Regions from separate parts of the Mus musculus genome. Here all the other regions are linked to region 2. A link is a loop called in an ENCODE intact Hi-C map of the cell type or tissue named here. Cell type or tissue: heart. All regions are shown on one strand.

Region 1 (5,000 bases), 120 kb after region 2:
TCCTGCTTGCTCTATGCACTCTGGTAATGCAAACTGATCTCCTCAACCATCATGATGAGCAACCAACTGGAACCTGTATATTCATGAAGTCATAGCCACCAAGAGCTGGAAGGACTCACAACAGGTGATGAAAGTCACTGCCCTCAGCTTCCCTTATGGTACTAGTTAATGCCCTAAGGGGACATTAACTTTTTTAACTATTCTTAATAAATTTTTATATTAATGAGAGTGTTAAATATGTGGTATAATCATACATCCGTGCTTACCTTCCTTATGTGATCTAAAAAATGTATTATGTGATTCCTTATGTGTTCTAATTCCTTATGTGATCTAAAAAATTCCTTATGTGATCTAAAAAAATGTATTCACAACCAATCAGTTTCTGATTGGATCTAAGACAGCCCCCCTCCATCCCCCCCCCCCCAGTGAGATGGAACTCATTCCTGGCACTAGTAACAGGGCCAAGAAGCTATGACTAGGTAGATTATGGGCCCTAGGAGAGAACCTATGATTATTATTCTGTCAAGTGGACTGAATAACTGAGTATTCAAAACATTCCCCATGACTTGCTGCCGTGCCTACAGATTGGAGCACCTCTCAACTCCCGCCAGAGAAGCTTCCTATAGTCAGACAATGATTGATAGAGACCCAGAAGTGGTCAATGGGAAAAGAGTGAGAGACTGTGTGGAGTGATCAGCCCTAAATGGGAAATCTATATCATCCCCTCCCACCATGGCTCAGGGAAGTAGACTAATGATGGAGTTGAAGGACTGAGAGCCAGAGGTAGAACATGACTTCAGGAAACACTGTTTTCCATAAATGACAGGGCAGGTGCACACATGAGTTCAGACGGGCTGTGACAATGTGCACAAGACCCGTGCAACCTCCAGCCAAACACAATCCAATCCCAGCATGAAGGTGGGTAGGTTGTCAGGAGGAAATCTGCCACTAGCTGAAGAGCTATGAGCTTCAAGGAGAGGGAGAGTGAACTCTCTTTAATCACATCACTTCAGGTAGGTGGACCAAATTCCAGGGCAGGCCTCTCTCCCAAGAGCAGTTGACTCAGTGTGGTTGAGGAATGGGTTCAAAAGTTACATAGGTAGGGAGGTGTCTTAGTTAGGGTTTTACTGCTGTGAACAGATGTCATGACCAAGGCAACTCTTATAAGGACAACATCTAATTGGGGCTGGCTTACAGGTCTAGTGGTTCAGTCTATTATCATCAAGGCAGGAACATGGCAGCATCCAGGCATGGTGCAGAAGTAGCTGAGAGTTCTACATCTTCATCTGAAGGCCATTAGAAGACTGGTTTCCATACAGCTAGGATGAGGGTCTTAAAGCCCACACCTACATTGCCACGCCCACTCCAACAAGGCCACACCTTCTAATTGTGCCACTCCCTGGGCCAAGCACATACAAACCATCACAGAAGGTTAGAGTAGAGAGAGTGGATATAGAAGCTGGGAAGGGTCAATACAACAAAAACACATCGTATAAAATTCTGAAAGAATTAAAAAATATCTTTTTTAAAAAGGAACATATTCATCCTAGCAATGTCAATTTTAGGAAGTATGAAACATAAGTTGAGAGAACAGAGTCATTTATTTGAGGCAAATGATAGGTAAGGTATTCAGCCTTCAACGGAAGATGATGTCAGTAGGGCATCTAAGAACCAGACCTGGCCTTTGACCTGGTTGGTTAGTTGTGTTTCAAGATGAAAAATATTTTCTCAATTCTATCCAGTTCCTCTTGGGGTAGACAAGAGCTAAAAATGAAAGAAACGACAACGTGTTTTTGTTCAGCCCGGGCTCCTGGGGAAATCCCTTAACATCCTCAGCTAGTTGCTATGGAGGCAGCCAGAGATGAGCTCAGCTAATGAATTTGGGCTGACACTGTTGTGGGACGATATGACAGTCGCAATTAGTAGACAACTGAGTGTTAGGATTGTGCACCAAATAAAAATAGAAAGGCCACAATACAATTCACCAATCTAAAACCACGAGGGTCCCCTCAGAATGTATTTCTAAATGTTGGCTGAAGGAGCTGTGCACATTGTTTTCCTGTATACCTTCTCGTCTGCAAAGATTCCAGGGAGAGCAATTTACCTGCACATTGTCGCCAGGGCACAAAGGATGGGAGCTATTTGGGGAAGTAGCTGAGTTTTTTAATACTTTTGAAACGTTGTATTCCAGCCTTGTAGGGTTTTTAGAGTTACCCGGTTGTCATTGTAGACATTCTTCTCCCAATCATCAGGTTAAGTAGAAAGGGTTAAAGAACTAGACACCATGGTTTTGTTTAAAAGGACAATGATTGTACCATTGTCTGTTCTTGTCTGTACTCTGGGCTGGAGGATTTTTTTTTCTTCTTCCTGTTCAGAGCTTCCTGTTTAGTATTGGTCTGAGCGTGGAGAAGCGTCACTCAAATTCTGTAACAACAAACTGCAAGCTAAGGCTTTTCTCTGCTTTGTTTAATTTTCCTGAAGTGCCCCCTTTTCCCGAAATGATTTATCGTTGACCCGGCATGTTTTTCATCTTACTCAACACTCCCCTGGGGACATATTTAAAAACACAACTTAACTATAGTTCTCCTGGGTAGGGAAGTGGTGGGCTGAGGCAATGAAACCAAAGCACAGATTTGAGTGACCGTGGGCTGTTGACTTTATGCTAGCCTTTCATAAAGGGAGCTTTCAAAACAGAGTGGCCATTCCGCAAACAGTGTGCATTTCGTGGAAGCCCAGCTGGCTTCACGCCTGCCTTTCTCCCGGCCACAATGATCCTAACCAGCAATGTCTTTGTGTCATGATGCAGAAAGTTGGCAAGTACACATGGGCATAATGCTGAAGGGTGACTTCTAAGTGGGGGAGGGGATAGAGAAGGAACCAAAACCCTGTGTGGTGACAGGCTCCTCTCTGACATTGGCTCTTGCAATAGAGTCCACTCACTACTGTTGCCTCTCCAGAAGGGAGTGTGGTATGTTATTTTTAGGCATAAATTGAAATTTCTTTTGTTGCTAAAGTATATATAAAATAGAAGCCTGTGTTAATTGACTTTCTTTTTCTTTTGCTGTGTTCTAAATACTTCTGGAGACATTCTCCTGTAATTAGGAAAATGACTAAAGTCTCTGAAGATGGAACTGTGTTAATGATGAAAAGTTTTGATGTCAAACCACCATTAGAATAGAGCACTAAAGGTTTTACAAGTTCTGAACACGATGAATGTTGTTGATTGCTTATTTCTAAAAGAATCTTCCTTGTTTCTTTTTCTCCTTTCTTCCCACCTAATCATAAGTCTGAGAAAGGCTGATTCCAGTTTGCATGAGTAGCCTAGTTGGTCTATACAATGTCTTCCCCCTGTCAGGAACAGACTCAAGAGTGGTCATGTGGTTCAATCACGGCCAAGTTTGTGTGTGTGTCTTAGTGTGTGTCTGTATGTGAGTGCATGTGTGTTTGTGTGTGTGTATTTTTGTGTGAATGTGTGTGTTGTGTGTCTTTGTGTAAATGTGTGTTTGTGTGTCTATGTGTATACGAGTATGTCAGTGTATGTGTGATTATCTGTGTGTGTCTGTGTGTTTGCGTGTGTGTGTTTGCGTGTATGTATTTTTGTGTGAATGTGTGTGTTGTGTGTCTTTGTGTAAATGTGTGTGTTTGTGTGTGTGTGTCTATGTGTATATGAGTATGTCAGTGTATGTGTGATTATCTGTGTGTCTCTGTGTGTGTCTGTGTGTGTTTGTGTGTGTTTGTGTGTGTGTGTGTGCCACATGAGTGCTAGGATCTGAAGTCTCAGATCCTCAAGATTGAGGAATAAGTACTCTTAGCTACTAAGACATCTGTCCAAGCCCACAGTAAGTTTTTAGAGAAGTAGGTATTTTAATTTTAGACAACTGGAGGCTCACACACACTTCTAAGAAGTACCTTAGCCATTTTAGATCTCTGTGGAGTGAGAGATGTGTCTGGGGAACACCACCATGACGCTTGAAAGATATGGATGTTTGAGAGTCAATTTTCTGACTGCCCTTTCATGTTTAACCTTTGAGGCCGCTCAATACCTGCACCGCAACCAGTTAGTAATGACGTTGCTTCCTTAAGAGCTAGAAATAGATTATCTGTAGGCACCACTTTTATACTTTTGGACTGTGGTCAAATGTGCTGGCTTTCTTGTTGATAAGCAGTCATTATCGGCTATAAGCACTCTTACAGCCTGCGATGCACAAAGTCTACATAAATTTCATGGACTGTTTAAGGATCATATGACATATGAAATAGCTCCCGTATAAACTGTTAGGTGAATTATAACATATAATTATTCTGAATTTTAAATTTTATTTAAAAATGTTTCTCTAAGAAGTCACTTGCATATTTTAAGCTCAAGGTGAATTTAAAATGTCCATGGATGGTAACAAGACGGTTTTCTTTCTAAAGGTCTGATGCACATGTGTACATGCAAACACATGCACACAGTCTGCAGAAGATTTTCTATAGGTCCTCAAATAGTCTAAGTTGACAATGGAATTTACACATGCTGGCTTTGTATGATACAGGCTAACCTTTAACCTAATTTCAGTACAATGCTTGCTAGTGATTTTTCACAAGTCCTGTTTTCCCTTGCAGGATACACACGTTGGAGAGTAGATTTTCTTTTCCTTCTTTTTTTCTTTTGTTATTTCTTGAGATAGAGTCACACTGTGTAGCCTTGCTGTCTTGGAACTCACAGAGATCTTCCTGCCTCTTCTTCCTAAATTCTGGGATTAAAGGTGTATACCAATATGACTCACTACAGATTTTATATGGATTTAGTTATATTAGTTATGTGATACATCCTGAATTATCAAAAGCTATGCTAAATGATAGACTATAACCTTCAATTAAGGTTCCTAAGACTGGACGTAGTGGCGCATGCCTTTAATCCCAGCACTCGGGAGGCAGAGGCAGGTGGATTTCTGAGTACGAGACCACCCTGATCTACAAAGTGAGTTCCAGGACAGCCAGGGCTATAAAGAGAAACC
Region 2 (5,000 bases):
CTGAAGGACATCTTGGTACTTTCACATTTCCGCAATTACGAATAAAGCTGGTACAAATACGTATGTGTAGTTGTTAGCGAGCACAGAGCTTCCGTGATACTTGGACAAACACCAGTAAGCACAATTCCTGGATTGAATAATAAGACTATATTTAGTTTTGTAAGAAGCAACTAAATTATCTTCCATATGGCTGGACCACTTTCTTCTTTTATCCTCACTAGCAATCTGTTCTGTGTGGTCAGGCTTGTTAGTAACACTATGACCCTGGGCATTTGATTTAAGTTTTCAAACCTGACCAGACCACCTACAGGGATCAGTGGGTAAAGGCACCTGCCACGGACCTTAACCATCTGAGTTCACATGCCATTGTGCTTGTGAACTCACACACACACACACACACACACACACACACACACTATACATACCATTCCATACCATTCCATACACACATACATACACACACAGCATCTGAGCTCACGTGTCACCTATACAGATACAAGTTTACACACACACACACACACCATCTGAGCTCACATACAATTGCATGCACATACACATGCACACACAAACACATACCTCCCATCTGAGTTCATATGCCATTAAACATGCCACACACAAAAGCATGCACACATACACAAATATGCACACATAGGCACATATACAGACATAAATAAATGTAAAAGGAATTAAGAACTAATAAATAGTATTTTATAGTACTGCTACATCAATATTTGGAACTAACATAAAATAACATATGAGAAAAACTATAACTATGCCCCAATACAGAAAACCTAAGATTCTTGATGAAGTTCTGCACCGAGGTAGAGTAACATCAGGGCTGGTCTGCTGACCACATCCACTTACTTGACCTGCTCACTCAGTTTGTCTACACTTGCTTCCTCTTCTGTACATCTTTATGTTTTGTGGTGGTGGTGGTGGTGATGATGACGGTGATGATGAGGGTAATGATGGTGATGCTGGAGGTTGTGGTGATGCTGGAGGTTGTGGTGGTGATGGTGGTGGTGGTGGTGGTGGTGGTGGTGGTGGTGATAGTGGTAGTGGGGTGTATATGCACATGCGTTTGTTGTGTGTGTCTGAGCATGCAGAAACCAGAGCAGTATGTCTTCCAGTGTTGCTGTCTGCCTTATTCCCTTGACAGAGTCTCACACAGAACCAGGAACTTACCATTGGTTAAGCTGGTTTGCCAGCCAGCTCCAAAACACAGATTAATACCAAATTTTACATGGGTCCTGAGGATTCAAACTTAGGACCTCGTTTTTTACAAACTTTTTACCCTCTGAGATATTCCCCTAGCCCCTCTGTTCCACAGGCTTTAATAAAAACTTCTGTGTCCTAGAAACAACCTGAAGAATGTAAAAGTAAACAGATGACATAGTCCACTAACTTCAATGTCTGATAATTAGTGGCTTTTCCACCTATCTTCTTTCACAGACACTACCCGATATTAAGTGGATGTCTTTAGGTTTCTATTGCTGGGGTAAAACATCGTGGCGAAAAGAAACTTGAGGAGGAAGGAACGAGTTTGTTTCAGTTTATGCGTCCGCAGCACACCCTGCCATTGAAAGAAGTCAGGGCAGGAACCTAGAGGGACCCTGGAACCGGAAGCAGGAGCTTGCGCAAAGGCCAAGGGAAGAATGCTGTCTATTTTGCTCTCTAGGACTTGATCAGTCCTTAAAGGCATACAAGGACCAGCAGCCCAGGGATAGCACCGCCCACAATGGTCTGGGTCCTCCCACCTCAAACGCTAATTAAGGAAACAGAGTCCTAAAGGCTTGCCTAAACCTCATTTTATGGGAGTCACTTTCTCAATTAAGGGTTCTAGTTTGTGGGGAGCTGACACAAAACTGGCCATTTTAGTGGGAATTTAATGTTTATCCTCCGTGACTTACCTGTGGTTCTGAGGGCTCAAAACACAAACACTGGTGCTTCTCTGAGCTCTAATCCTCCCTTTAGAGTCAAAAGGCCAAGCAGAGACACTCCTCAGACTCATAAACTCAAAATCTAGCTCTGCCGTTCTTTCTGTATGATTTGACCTCCCTTGCCTCTGTGACTCCTTGTAAAATGAGTACAATCGCATCTGTCTTGTAGTTTGGTTATCATGCGGGGTTTAGACCAGTGCCTGACTCGAAGGACCCTCTAGGTAAGTAAGCCATACTTAGTATAGGTACCTGTGAGGACTGTCAACTCTGAATCCATGCTGTCTAGAAAATGAGCCAAGCCCTAAAAGGAGGGGGTGGGAGTGGGGGTGGGCGGGGGATGGGCGGGGGGTGAGAAAAGTGAAAAGAAAGAAGACAGAGGAAAGGGTTTGGGTTTGGAGGAAGCTGGAGGAGGATGTGAGGGAGACAGGGGAAGGGGAGGGCTTGCGAGGGGGGCGTGGTGGGTAGGTCACGACTGGAGCAGAGAGGATCCTGGATCCAAGAGCCACTTGCAAGCCGGTCCTGGGCAGTCCGTGAGTAGAAACAGGAGGAGGGGCTGAGGAAGGGTGCGGTCTGGGTTGCCACCCAGGCTAGCCGGGAGCTACGGCCGGCCGAGGCTGATCTTTCACCTTCGCTGAGCTTCTGCCTGGGCTTCGCCTCCGCGGCCCCAAGGGTAAGTTTCCCATGCCCGCCCCTCTACAACCACGGAACATCAGGTTCCCGCGGAGTCCCAGGTCGTGAGCGCAGCTTGCTCCTGGGGCTGTTCCCTCCCCTCCCTTCCCCCAAGCCCTCTTCCCTTCTATGGAAATAGAAGAGACTTGACCTGGGGGGCACAAGGGCCGAGCTGAGTAAGTTATCAAACTTAGGGTCTTGCAGCCCAAGCTCACATCCAGGGGACTGCTCATTCCTAAATGTCTCGGAAACATTTAAAAGAAGAAGGGTTAGAGGAAGGTCTCCTGCCCCTGCTCAGAGTTCTGTGCTGAGAACTTTTTTCCTAAGGCTCCCATGAGAGATCTTTCTCCCCTCCAAGTGTCTTTTAGCTTTACTTTGTATAGGTAGGAGAAAGATGTATTGGACTTTGAGAGTTGGGGAACTTCGGTTTTCTCTTTTAAAAGACACCGTTTTCTTTGATTGCAACAGAATTCTATTCACTAGACATGAATCACCTCCCCTGCTTCTTGAGTCAGCAGGTGAGGTATCGAGGTAGAGGTATGTGGTTTGTGATTGCAAATAGCCATATATAGAAGTTCTGGGTCCTGTGCCAATAGAAAGTTGAGCAGCCGGGGCAAAATTCTTCCCCAGGAGGTGCGTTAAAGAGAAGAGGTTCCTGCCCCCGAGAGAACTTCAGTTTCTACTCCTCACCAACATCATAAAAAGCAGACTAAAAGGTTATTCTATGAAGAATCATTACTGGTTTTCCTGAAGGTGGAAGTTTCAAACTGCCTAGAAAGGTACTTTTAAACTCAAACGAAGATCAGACCACTGTCCGCAGATCTGTTGGTGTTGAGAAATCGGTAGAAATGCCAGCAGGAGGAAGTACAAGAAAATGTAGCTGCTGTAATCCCCTTCAGGAAGGATGTGTTTAAAGCTCTATTGTTAGATCACTTGGCTTGCACTATGGAGTAATTCTCTACTTTTTACAAGCTTAAAGGATGGCTTGATAATACTTCTTAGAAATTTCCACATTATATTGGATCAACAAATGTCAAGCATCAGTTTGGGTCCGGGGCCACAGGGCTTGGGGATTAACGGTTCATTCCTTTGCAATCTAGATGCCTGGGTTCAGTCGGGTCGACCCAATAGCTGTATGGTGGGGATTTCACTATTGCTTCCTGTGCCTCCAGCATCTTCCTGTGCTGTTAATGATGTCTCTCTCACTAACTAGGTTATTCTGAGGCTTATGTTTAAATCATTGAATACAGTTTTTTTTTTTTCATATACACCAGTGAATAAACATTGCACAAATCCCCAGCTTTGAGAGCTCACTTTCTAACACTTTGCCTGTCACCTGACACCTAGTAAAAACACAAGATGCTGGCTGACAGCATAATCTATCTTATTTCCTCCCAGCAATAGAAACAGCCATCTCCCTATTTTACACATGAGGAAATCCTGACTCAAATTAGGTCTCGAATTAAGAGATGTGTTAGCATTTTGTCTGTGTGACAGAACATCTGAGAGGAAGAATTTAAAAGGAAGAAAGATGTCTTTTTAGCTCATGGTTTTAGAGATTTTAGCCCAGGTCAGGTCAGCTGGCTCCGTTGCTAATCATTCAACGTGAGGCAGGACATGCTCATAACAGAGTCCCTGGCAGAGGAGAATACCCCACCTCATGGCCGCCAAGACGCAGAGACCAAGTGTGGGCAGTGCCAGGGAGAATACAGGGAGCTCTGAGGCCGCTCCTAAGGGATCTGCTCTCTTTAGGGAGTCTTACCCCTTAAGCTTCCACTGTTTCCCATTAAATTAGGACACCATCAATGGATTGATCTATTGTTGAGGTTAAAGTGACCATTCCTGATCCAGTTGCTTATGAAACTCCTCAGCTCTGAACACAGCTGCATTCGGGACCAAAATGGGAAGGCCTGTTGTACGTGACAAGAAGCAACCTTATCCTGTATCCACTGTATAGTCTGGAGAGAGATAGAGGGTCAGACCCTTTAATTAGAGAGGACAGGCCAGGGGAGCAGTGGTGGCGCACACCTTTAATCCCAGCACTTGGGAGGCAGAGGCAGGTGGATTTCTGAGTTTGAGGCCAGCCTGGTCTACAGAATGAGTTCCAGGACAGCCAGGGATACACAGAGAAACCCTGTCTCACCTCTGCCCCCCCCCCCCAAAACAAAACAAAACAAAACAAAAAAGAAAAAGAAGAAAAAAAAAGAGAACACAGAAGTTTCAGAGAATGAGCAAACATTAGGGCTAAATACTTCCAGTGACTATTAATGTGGTTTCAGGTCCATCTTTGGCCCTGAACTGCCACTGAAGTTTTAGAATATTTTGTTGCCAGGATGGGTGGGAACAGTTTGTATTTCTGAATCCACACTGGAGACAAGCCAGCACATCTGA
Region 3 (5,000 bases), 120 kb after region 2:
CATGGAAATAAAGACCAGAACTAATGGGCAGAATGTCCTCAAGAAAAGTCACTTTATTATTCTTTTGAGTATTTCAGTAGTTCCCTTGATTTTTAAGAGTCTTGTAAAGCCAGGTGTGGTGGTGCATGCATTAATCTCAGCCTTTGGGAGGTGGAGGCAGGAGGATGTCTGTGAGCTCCTTGCCAGTCTGGTCTGCATAGCAAGTTCCAGAACAGGCAGGGCTACATAGAGAGATTCTATCAAAAAAACAAAAAACAAAAAAAAACCAAAACAAAAAAACCACGCAAACAAACAAACAAAAAGAGGAGCTTGCGGTTGGAGTCACGTCTCTGTAATTTGCCTAAGAGAAAAAAAAATGCTATCTGTTCTTGCCAGTTAAATATCTGATATGTCCTTTATCAAAGGATAATGCATTAAATGGATTTTTGGGAATAGGAGGTAGAATAGTAACTTGCTCTGTCTATACCATGAATTGACCTAGTATTGCAGTATCTTCAATAACAGTGCATCCTCCCTCAGAGGGATATATACTATGTAAATAGACTTGTATGAGCTGGAGTGTGGCTAAGTGGTAGGGTACTTGGTAAGCATGGGGTAGGCCCTGAGTTCAACTCCAAGCACTGAAAAATAAAAATATTACCATTATTATAGTATATAATAGTATCTGATTTAATGAAAAGTGATATATTGGGTGAGTTTTCATCTAATATTTTAAGTATTTCTATCCTTTTATTCTCTAAAATATAATATGACATTATTGTATAGTGTAACAGTATATAGTCTAACTCAAAGCCAGTTGTAGCTATCTAGACCTCTTGGTTTCACATGGGAAAAGCTGACAGCTACTCGGCCCTCAGTCTGGCTTTAGAAGGCATTTTGACATGAACAATAGGGTAAAACTATTAAAACATTCCTGGATTTTCCTCAAAAAATAAAAATGTCCTTCCACTGTGGCCACACCACGTGCTTTATGTGGCTGTATGCACTGAGTGAACTCTTTGGTACTTTAAGTAGCTCATATCCATGGATGCTTGTCAGCCTTTCTATGCATTTGGAATGCTGTATCTTCAGATCCTAAGTCACTCTGAGTAGCCATCCCCATGGGACATGGCTGAGCAGTGGCCTAATGACAGGCCATCCAAATGGGACCTGGATGTTGGAGACACATGTCCTCTGGATTACACAAGCCTGAGGTGGCAGTCAAATAAGAAATCTAATCTTTGAAGTTTTAATTCTTTAAAACAAAATCCAAAAACCACATCCGGATGCAATGCTAGCTCGGTGGTAGAGCACTTGCCTTCCACATGAAAGGTTCTGCATGTGACCTCCAGATAAGAAGAAGAAGAAGAAGAAGAAGAAGAAGAAGAAGAAGGAGAAGGAGAAGGAGAAGGAGAAGGAGAAGGAGAAGGAGAAGGAGAAGGAGAAGGAGAAGGAGAAGGAGAAGGAGAAGGAGAAGGAGAAGAAGGAGGAGGAGGAGGAGGAGGAGGAGGAGGAGGAGGAGGAGGAGAAGAAGAAGAAGAAGAAGAAGAAGAAGAAGAAGAAGAAGAAGAAGAAGAAGAAGAAGAAGAAGAAGAAGAAGAAGAAGAAGAAGAAGAAGAAGAAAAGAGCCTACATCTAAATGACACAAACTTATGTTCAATTCAAAATGAACTGAACCCTCCCAGACAACAGTATTATTCTTGGGTAAAATAAGACTTAGAGAAATTTGAAATATATGACCTTAAACAAATCACTTGTGATGGGTAATTTTGTTTGTTTTTGGTTGGTTGGCTGGTTGGTTAGTTTTGTTTTTGTTCAACTTGAAACAGAGTCATCTGGAAGGAGGGAGCCTCAAATGAGAAAATGCCTGTATCACATTCACCTGTAGGGAAGTCTGTGGGGCCTTTTCTTGATTAATCATTGGTGTGAGAGGCTCCAGGACATCCAGGCACGGCCTCCCTAGCAAGTGGTCCTGACTTGTATGAGAAATTGACTGAGTAGCCACGTAGAGCAAGCCAGTAAGCAGGGTTTCTCCATGGTCCCCGCTTCAATTCATGCCTCCAGATTCCTTCCCCTACTCCCTGAGGGCCTGTGTATCAGAGGCTTTCCATGGAGATCTCTGGCCTGGTCAGATGTGAGAGCTCCAGTGAAGGGAAGTGAGTGTCAGCAGGGAGCAGAAGTTCCCTTTGCTTCCACTGCTGCAGTTGGCTCCACCTCTGTCTCTGCTGCGCCTTCCAGGTTACTCTCCTTTACTCAATGCCACCCTGCTCTGAGTTGGGTCGGGCTGGGCCAATGAGGGGCCCGACTAGCCACTGAGGAGTGCAGCAGAGCTTCAGGTGGTGTTTCGGGTGTTTGGGAAGAGCAGACCTCTTCGAAGTGTTACAGCTCTTAGGACAGAAGGCTTAGACAACAGAGTAGTTCTCTGCATCCCTTTAATCCTTCCAGATAGGATTCTTGTATACAGTTTTGGGGTGGGTAAAGGTCTGACAACAGGTACTTCTCATTGGTTTGGTCTGAGAGCTTTGGGGAAATCTTATTAGCATGTGGGAGGGCTTGGTGCTGCTTCTATGTGACTGATGGCCACAGACCTCTGAGGGGTAGGGGAGGCAGTAGCAGCGACTGGATCCAGGGGCCCCAGAGGCATGGCTGAACTCCTATGGTCCCATGAAGGCAAAAGTCACCACCCACCAGGTCTCCAGAGTTCAAGGCCTGTGCTCAACTGGGACAAGCTGTCTGTGCACAGTTCACTGCCCCATAACTCTCAAAGATGGACTATGCCCTGGAAAAGTAAGCTAAATAAACTCTCTTCCCCACGTTTTGGTGGTGTTGGTGGTTTTTTGTTTTGGGTTTTTTTTTTTCCCCCATGATATTTATCACAGCAATAGAAAGCAAACTCAGATATCATTTTGTGGTAAGAATTTTGGTTTCTTAAAATACACACACATACACACACACACACACACACACACACAGAGAAAAGAACGTGCTTTCATTTTATTCCCAGGTGTGGGACATGGGGCTGCTTCAGCGTGTACGAAGCAGCTGACTGATTTTCCTTGAGCTCTGGTGGGGGCATGATTCTGACACTTGAAGACAGTTTTATGCGATTGTGTGGTGTTTGGAATTCTGGAAAGTTTTCAGGGAATATATAAAAAAGGGCCCTGAGAGGTGGAGTTGTTGATTGTTGGTTGGTTGGTTGGTTGGTTGGTTGGTTGTTGGTTGTTAATGGTTGTTGTTGATTACAGTTTGATAAGTAGTCCTGTGCAAAAAGAAGAAACAAGAAGAAATCACATATCTTGACAGCAAAGATCAAACTTGCTCCCAGAAACTCAAGACCCCTGTTAGCAGGAACAGTCCCACCTATTAATGATAACACCCCCTTTTCCTTTCTATCCTTTTTTTTCTCCTATCTAGTGTTAGGGGGTTAAAAGGACAGAAAACAGATGGAGAAGGGTGGAAGAAAGAATAATCCACAAAGTAGCTAAAGCCTTGCTGCATCACTTAACTACATCAAGTTGTTAATTAATAATAGCAGTAATACTTACATTTGATTATTGGTAAGGTAGTTCCCTCCAATATTGCTATGGTCTTAAATAATAGCTTACGGCCACCCCCTCATATGGTCAAAGGATTCCACTTCTGAGATTCTGAGAAGACTAGTAGAACTGTACCTTACAGGGTCCTCTGTTTGCTTCTCTGTGCTGACTCTCTTCACTCAGAGCTCTTCCATTCCAGGCAGGCTTTGTTCACTTAGACTCTTTTCCAGGTTTTGGGGGTTGCTCTTTAATTCTGAGCATTTAGCTACTATCTCTCGCTGCAAAGGTTGGCAAGAGAATTCTGGCAAGTGGAGCAGATGTAAATAGAAGTGAGCTGAAAGTTTGTTCAGGACAATACCATAGATCCATCATCTCTCTACTCTACGGGGCTTCTTAGGCAAGATGGAGGGGGGGGGGGCTTAGAGCATGAGCTCTGGAGAACAATCACTGAATTCATTTCTTACACCTGTTCTGTTTTGGCCCTTTAACCTTGGGATTAAATTATATTTTTCCATAAAGTACTGGGAACAAATATACTAAGTGTTACCTATAAACGTTAACCAGAACTATATTGAGACATCTACAACAGTGTTCTCTCACATTTGAATGGCTGCCCTTCAAGGCAATGTTTGAACCTGTGCAAAATACAATAGAATATTCCTGGGATGATTGCAACAGGACAAAGGACCTTTCATGGTATTTCAACAGAAATAAATGGAGACTTGGCTACCCGCTAGACCATGCGTATGTGGCCTGTGGCTGGTTCTGAGCCCCTCACGGCTTTCACTTTGTCCCTGCCCACAGTCTTCAGCGGCCCCGTAGCTTTGATGCTTCCCTCCTCCCGGTTTGTAGTTCACTGTCATCAGCAGCCCGGTTTCCTGTCTTGTCATTGTCCAGCTGCTTGTCTGGCACCGCTAACTCCTTCCTCTTCCTCTCCAGAGGATGTCGACATTTCCAGTACAGACGGGCAACGCCACCAGCTCTTCTGGCTGCAGCTCTTCCTTCTTTAAACCTCCTTTGAAGCCTCGTGAGTTTCCTGTAATGACTGCGTCTCTGTTTTGGCTATTTTAGTACTTATGTGGCTTTTGATTTTGATCTGGATTCACATCTTCTAGCCAAAACCCATCTCCAACAAGTAGTTTGGGGTTTTGCTGGAAGGTAATTTGAATTTGTTTACAAGATCACCAACTCCCAATTTAGATGTCCTAAGACTTCTGAAGGGGAGTGGCCTTCCCAGAGTGCCTTGCCCTCATTATCACTAAGCTATGTTATTAGGCAGGGATGGGCTGTTTTGTTTGTGAGCTAATCCTGCTTCTTATAATTCTCAGTGCTCACTGCTGAATCAGGAGAAGCAGGGAAGTCACTTCAGCAGAACTGAAGAATTAAACACACACACACACACACACACACCACACACACCACACACACACACACACACACACACACACACCACACACACACACACACACACACACACACACACAC
Region 4 (5,000 bases), 200 kb after region 2:
ATAGATATACATGTAGGCAAAATATCTATATACATAAAGCAATAGTTAAAAAAACCTTCAGAAAAAAACATAACAGTGTCAGGACACTAGAGTCATGAGAGAATTCTGAGTGTGAGAAAACACCAAGAAGAGAAGAGTCACAGACTCTTCTTTAAAACAGAGAAATGTTCGGAGTGTATTTCTGTGGCCCTCCAGGTGCAGCAGGTAGTTTACTTTGACTGTTGCTATTCACATGCTCCTATGGAAAAACATGTTTTCACCATGTGTGGCTTGGGTTTGTAATTGTACACATTACTCATGTGACTCTGCTTAACCCTCAGGATATAAATTGTCTGATGCTCTGAATAAAGTTGGCTATTAACATGAGACTTTAGCATGTCTCATTTTTAGGCCCTGTTCTCCATATTCATTCGGCCTAGTAGAGTGGTAAACAGGTCAGGATGTAGCTGAAGTTCTATTGCAGAAATGTGTTTCATGTTAAATGTGCCGTTGTGAACAGCTCAGTATCTTAAAACCTTTTTCTCAGATGTTTTAGTATTATGTAAATTTTTACATCACCAGGCCTGTGCTGTAAATGCCTTGACCTGCTGAGCCATTTCCAGGGCCTCACCACCCTTTAATTAAAGAATAGTTTCAAACAGTTATGAATTAGGAGTATATATGTGTGTGTGTGTAGTCAGATGACAGCTTACAGGAGCTGAGGTTGTGCCATGTGTCCCAGAGACTGACCTCGGGTTTTCAGGCTTGCATGCACATTTCCTCGAAACTCAATGGATGCCTTGGTGGTGACTTGTTTTCAGTAGGGTCCTAAACATTAACTTTCAAAATCCCCAGTCAGGATCTGTGGGTTCAAGGAAGTGCTTTTCTTTACCAAAGCAATGGTGGCCTTATGGTTATGGGTTTTTTATTCTCGTGTTCTGATGAGGTTAAGTTGTGTGAGGCCCAAACTGCTTGTTAAGCCAATCCAGTTTTGAATCGCACAAAATGACTAGATTTCTCCACTATTCTGCTTGAAAAAAACCACAACTAACTGTTGGAGAAAGGCGACTCCTAAGACTCCTCACAGTAAGGAAGATGGCCAGCTCATTTCTAAATGGAAACTCCCAAGTGCCACAACACATCAATCATCTGACATGTAATCCGACTTCCACTGAGCTGGAATGTACTTTAAATGTCAGGCCTTTGGATGAAGAATGTCAGTTTAGTGGGTTATGTGGCAGAAATGCCTGAATCTGGAGCCCTGTGTGTGTCGGACAAACAGCTTCTCTTCAAACAGCAGAGAGAAGAGTGAACAGAGGGTTATAAGCTGTCTTTTGAATAAGCATATTTCCTAATGTCTCTGCCCGTACCTCATTAAAAAGACAAAGAAAACAGCGGCGGAGAAAACATCATTAGGCTGATATTTGAGAAAATTGGAGAAATATTACACTATGGGTAGAGAGAAAAATTTACATTTTTTAGCTTAAGAAATTGGGAACTTCAAGCACCGTTATTATTATTTTAAATTAAAAGATCTTGGCATGCATTCCAGGCTGGCCTCCGATTCGTGGTTCTCTTGCTTCAGCTAGAATTAGCCTCGGGCTACCGAACCTATTTTCTATAGAGGCCAAGCTAGGCCTGATGGCGAGGCTTGCTCATAATCCCAGTACTAGGGGGCACAATGGCAGAGACAGGAAGATCACAAGTTTAAGGCTATCTCTGGTAGCTAATGAGGTCCAGGCCAGCTCAGGCTGTATGTGACTCCATGTCCAGGAAGTGGGCTGGAGCGAAAATCCTTCTCTTTGCACATTTTCTCCATTTTGCCATCCTTTCCACTCCCACATGCCCTCTGCCCGAATTCCTGTGCCCTTCCCACTGGCATGAGACTCTTGCAGTTTATGAAAAGTGAGGCAATCGGGAGTTCTTTTTCCAACGGGCGAATCTTTTGTTCGGGTGGGGTCAGAGATTGGTGCTGCCTCTGTTTCCAAACAGTCCTAAGTCTGCCGGCCTGGACTAAGGATCTGACCCTAACCTACTTTTTCAGAATGGCTGAAAGCGAGTAACTAAGACTTTTGATGCTCCAGGCCACAAGCCAGCTGTGTGACCTTGGGCGACAGGGTTACGTCTTCTCCAGCCAATGGCGATTAATGATATTTAAAAATCTTAATATCTTTTTCTGAACACAATCGCACGGCTCCGACATTGTACACACAGAGCTTTTAAAGCTCTCCCAAGTAATTCTTAAACCGCAGAACGCTTCTGAGAGCAAACATCCGGTACAGTGCGAGGACACCTGGGCTTCGCAAGTCGCCCCGTGGGAACCTGCGAGCTTCGCGCTGCTCCTCCGCCCACGCTCCGGGGAGCCCTGGAAAACCGATCCTCTCGGGATAGAGTCTGGAAAACTGGCTGAGACTCGAAGCCGGCAGCTTCCGAGAGTGGGTCACGCTGCTGGCGGCATTTAAGGACTCCAGAGCGGCACACACAATTCCAACCCGAGTAGCCCCACCGATCCGCGTGGGTTCCACCTCCTTGATAACCCGGACCCCGGACTTCACCCCTAGCCCCAGCCCCCACGTCGATGTGCCCGTTCCTCCTCCACGTGACACGGGCCGGAACCGTCACTTCCGGCGGCGGGGACAGCGCGCTTGCGCGCGGGGCTCGGCGCCCGGCTCTGCAAGCGGTTGGCACCGGCGCCGCGCCCCCCAACAGCCGCAAGGGGCGGGCGGCATCGGTGTGAGCCGGGCCGGGCCGAGCTGCGGTCTCCAGGGCACGCAGGCCGCCGGGCCTAGCGCCACGCCCCCCTCGGCCGGCCCCTCCCTCTTCCCGGGCAGCTCGCGCCCCGCGCGCCAGGCTCCGCCCCGGCCCCGCCCCGGCCCCGCCCTCCCCGCTGGCTCTGCGGGCGCCGGGCAGCTGCAGCGGGCGGCCAGGGCTGCGCGCTCGGGACGCGCGGAATGTGAGGCGCGGCGAGCCGCTGCGCACCGACGCTCGCGCGCGCGAAGGGCGGCGACCCCTCGAAGACGGTCGGCCGCGCCCGGCGCTCCGCTGTGCGACGCGCGGGTCTGGGCTCTCGCCCTCGCGCGCCCTAGTGCCCTCCTGGTGCCCTCCAGCGCGCCGGCGGGACCATGAAGAAGTTCTCTCGGATGCCCAAGTCGGAGGGCAGCGGCGGCGGGGCGGCGGCTGGCGGGGCCGCGGGCGGCGGGCTCGGCGGCGGCTTCGCAAGCTCGTCCATGGGGGTCCGGGTGTTCGCCGTCGGCCGCTACCAGGTCACCCTGGAGGAGTCGCTGGCCGAAGGTACGGGCGCGGCGGGAGGCAGGTGAGGGAGGCCGGGGTGTGGCGGCGGCTGCGGGGCCGGCCCGGCGGCGGCTGGACAGTGGCTCCGGTGTGAAGCCGCTGGCAGCTCCGGTGCGGGCACGATTGCCTGCTTAGGAGTTTGAAATCTTTCTCTGTTCTTCCTGGCGCGAGGAAAGAAATAGAAGACGTCCCAGTAAGTGATGTGGTGTCATGATTGGACCCGTGACTCATTAGGGGGTCAGATGGAGCAGTGCTGGGACACTGTCTGGCCGGTGTCCTGCGTTGCTTTCGGGTCCGAGCCTCCCGGACTTCCAGGGCGGTGGACTCCGCTGGGGTTTGTTTCTGCTAAAAACCAAAACAAAACAGGACTCCCAAACCACTGTATATGGCTATATGTATACAGATAATATGTCTCTCTCTCTCTCTCTCTCTGTGTATGTGTGTGTGTGTTGGCACGGTCTTCCAAGTTCAGTGGCTGCTTAGGGGTGGCGTGTGGGAGTAAACTTGAAGCACGTTTATCTTCGTTGTTTAGAATCTTCACACAAGGTCCCGTTTTTTGTCCTCTCTGTGTCATTTTGTTAGTACTTTAACAGGCAAAGTGGAACAGTTTAACTTTTCCATGTGAGGTTTTGGTGGCTCTTTTATTGTCTGAAGGAGGTTATGACAGCGTGTAAAAGCATAGCTAGGGAAAACAAAGTTTACTCCGTGTTAAAAATATTTCTTGACTTTAGTTTTGTATCTCTGGTGTAATTGGTTTGTAGAAAATACTTTCTGATTTCTTATTGCATGCCTTGACCTCTGAAGTTTTGAATGTGGAATATTAAGAAATATGTTGAAAAAGTCCCTGAGAAATAATCTCTTGTATGTATGTGAGTGACTTAAAAATAAGAATAAGAAAACCAGAGACTGTAGGGAGCCGTCTTGATATTCTGTGTTTGAAAAACAAGGCAGCTCCCATTTGTAGTTTTGAAATTCCATGAACAAAAGGAACCAGCACAAGAAAGAGCTGAGGGCTTCTGTCTATAAAATAAAGGAAAAGCAGACTTACATTATCAGGAGTGTGTGTCTTGATTTTGTAGGCCATTGTTCACATTAACAGCACCGCCCCCCCCTTCTGAACATTGGTGAAGTGGAGGGACGAGATTGCCAGATTTTGAGAAGGGTTTCTGAGTGGTTTTGATAGGTTTGTTCTATTGCAAACTTTGCTAGCTATTGATTCAAGAGGAATTTCAAGTGTGAACTAAGTTGGGTAGGTGTTAGCATCGGTGGCTGTCAACTCACGAGTATACTGTCAGTTGTTCAGTAGTACACTGAAGTGTAGCTTGAATGGTGTTAGCCCTTCTCACTGAGTTTCAGGTCTCTTAGTATTAAGAAAAGTACTAACATTTCATCAGTAGACTGTAAATCTTATAGCCCTCACTCTGTTACTCAGTAACGGAGCATTGATATCACTGTTAGAGTGTTCAGTGTGTGTGTGTGTGTGTGTGTGTGTGTGTGTACGCGTGCATGTGCAAGAGGACACACACATGAAGGTAGGCCCGTCACACCAGACTTGAGACAGTTCTGCTAAAGTTACTAGGCAAGCCTTGACTTTTCCATCCTCCTGCTTCAGCCTTCTAGTGCTGGGCTCGTACGCAGGTTGTTATCAACATGCACGGCTTCCACTGACTTTTGCTTTAAGTGTTTCTGTTTGGTATTCGTGGTGTGTATCCTGTGTGTGTGTATGCCTG

What was found. Peaks named below come from ENCODE experiments on the same cell type or tissue, not always from the same donor. Only the 100,000 strongest peaks of a DNase experiment are listed, where the experiment ranks them.
Region 1: a loop joins it to region 2, with 3 times the contacts of the local background. A loop is called at or near these places in 5 of 42 quality-filtered maps.
Region 3: a loop joins it to region 2, with 2.9 times the contacts of the local background. A loop is called at or near these places in 5 of 42 quality-filtered maps.
Region 4: a loop joins it to region 2, with 2.1 times the contacts of the local background. A loop is called at or near these places in 3 of 42 quality-filtered maps.

What each region holds. Positions count from the first base shown.
Region 1 is chr5:96,915,299-96,920,298 of GRCm38, forward strand. The region is part of intron 1 of Gm33370 (predicted gene, 33370); the gene reads right to left. Among named protein-coding and RNA genes, the nearest start is that of Gm8013, 3.5 kb to the right of the region's middle. In heart, no CTCF peak of the experiment used is centred here; a DNase peak (open chromatin) is centred at 2,723; H3K27ac peaks cover 2,577 bases.
Region 2 is chr5:96,790,954-96,795,953 of GRCm38, forward strand. It overlaps Anxa3 (annexin A3), which reads left to right and starts at 2,432. Exons shown (of 13, transcript NM_013470.2): 1 at 2,432-2,610. In heart, no CTCF peak of the experiment used is centred here; DNase peaks (open chromatin) are centred at 1,618, 2,458 and 4,998; H3K4me3 peaks cover 1,997 bases; H3K27ac peaks cover 1,536 bases.
Region 3 is chr5:96,907,312-96,912,311 of GRCm38, forward strand. It overlaps Gm24623 (a small nuclear RNA gene), which reads left to right and starts at 321; the gene lies at 321-514. Gm33370 (predicted gene, 33370) reads right to left here. Exons shown (of 3, transcript NR_168888.1): 2 at 3,651-3,816; 3 at 2,959-3,238. In heart, no CTCF peak of the experiment used is centred here; DNase peaks (open chromatin) are centred at 2,100, 4,410 and 4,740; H3K4me3 peaks cover 543 bases; H3K27ac peaks cover 1,029 bases.
Region 4 is chr5:96,994,827-96,999,826 of GRCm38, forward strand. It overlaps Bmp2k (BMP2 inducible kinase), which reads left to right and starts at 2,863. Exons shown (of 16, transcript NM_080708.1): 1 at 2,863-3,270. The coding sequence starts at 3,102. In heart, a CTCF peak has its summit at 2,680; DNase peaks (open chromatin) are centred at 2,705, 3,125 and 3,495; H3K4me3 peaks cover 3,439 bases; H3K27ac peaks cover 3,326 bases.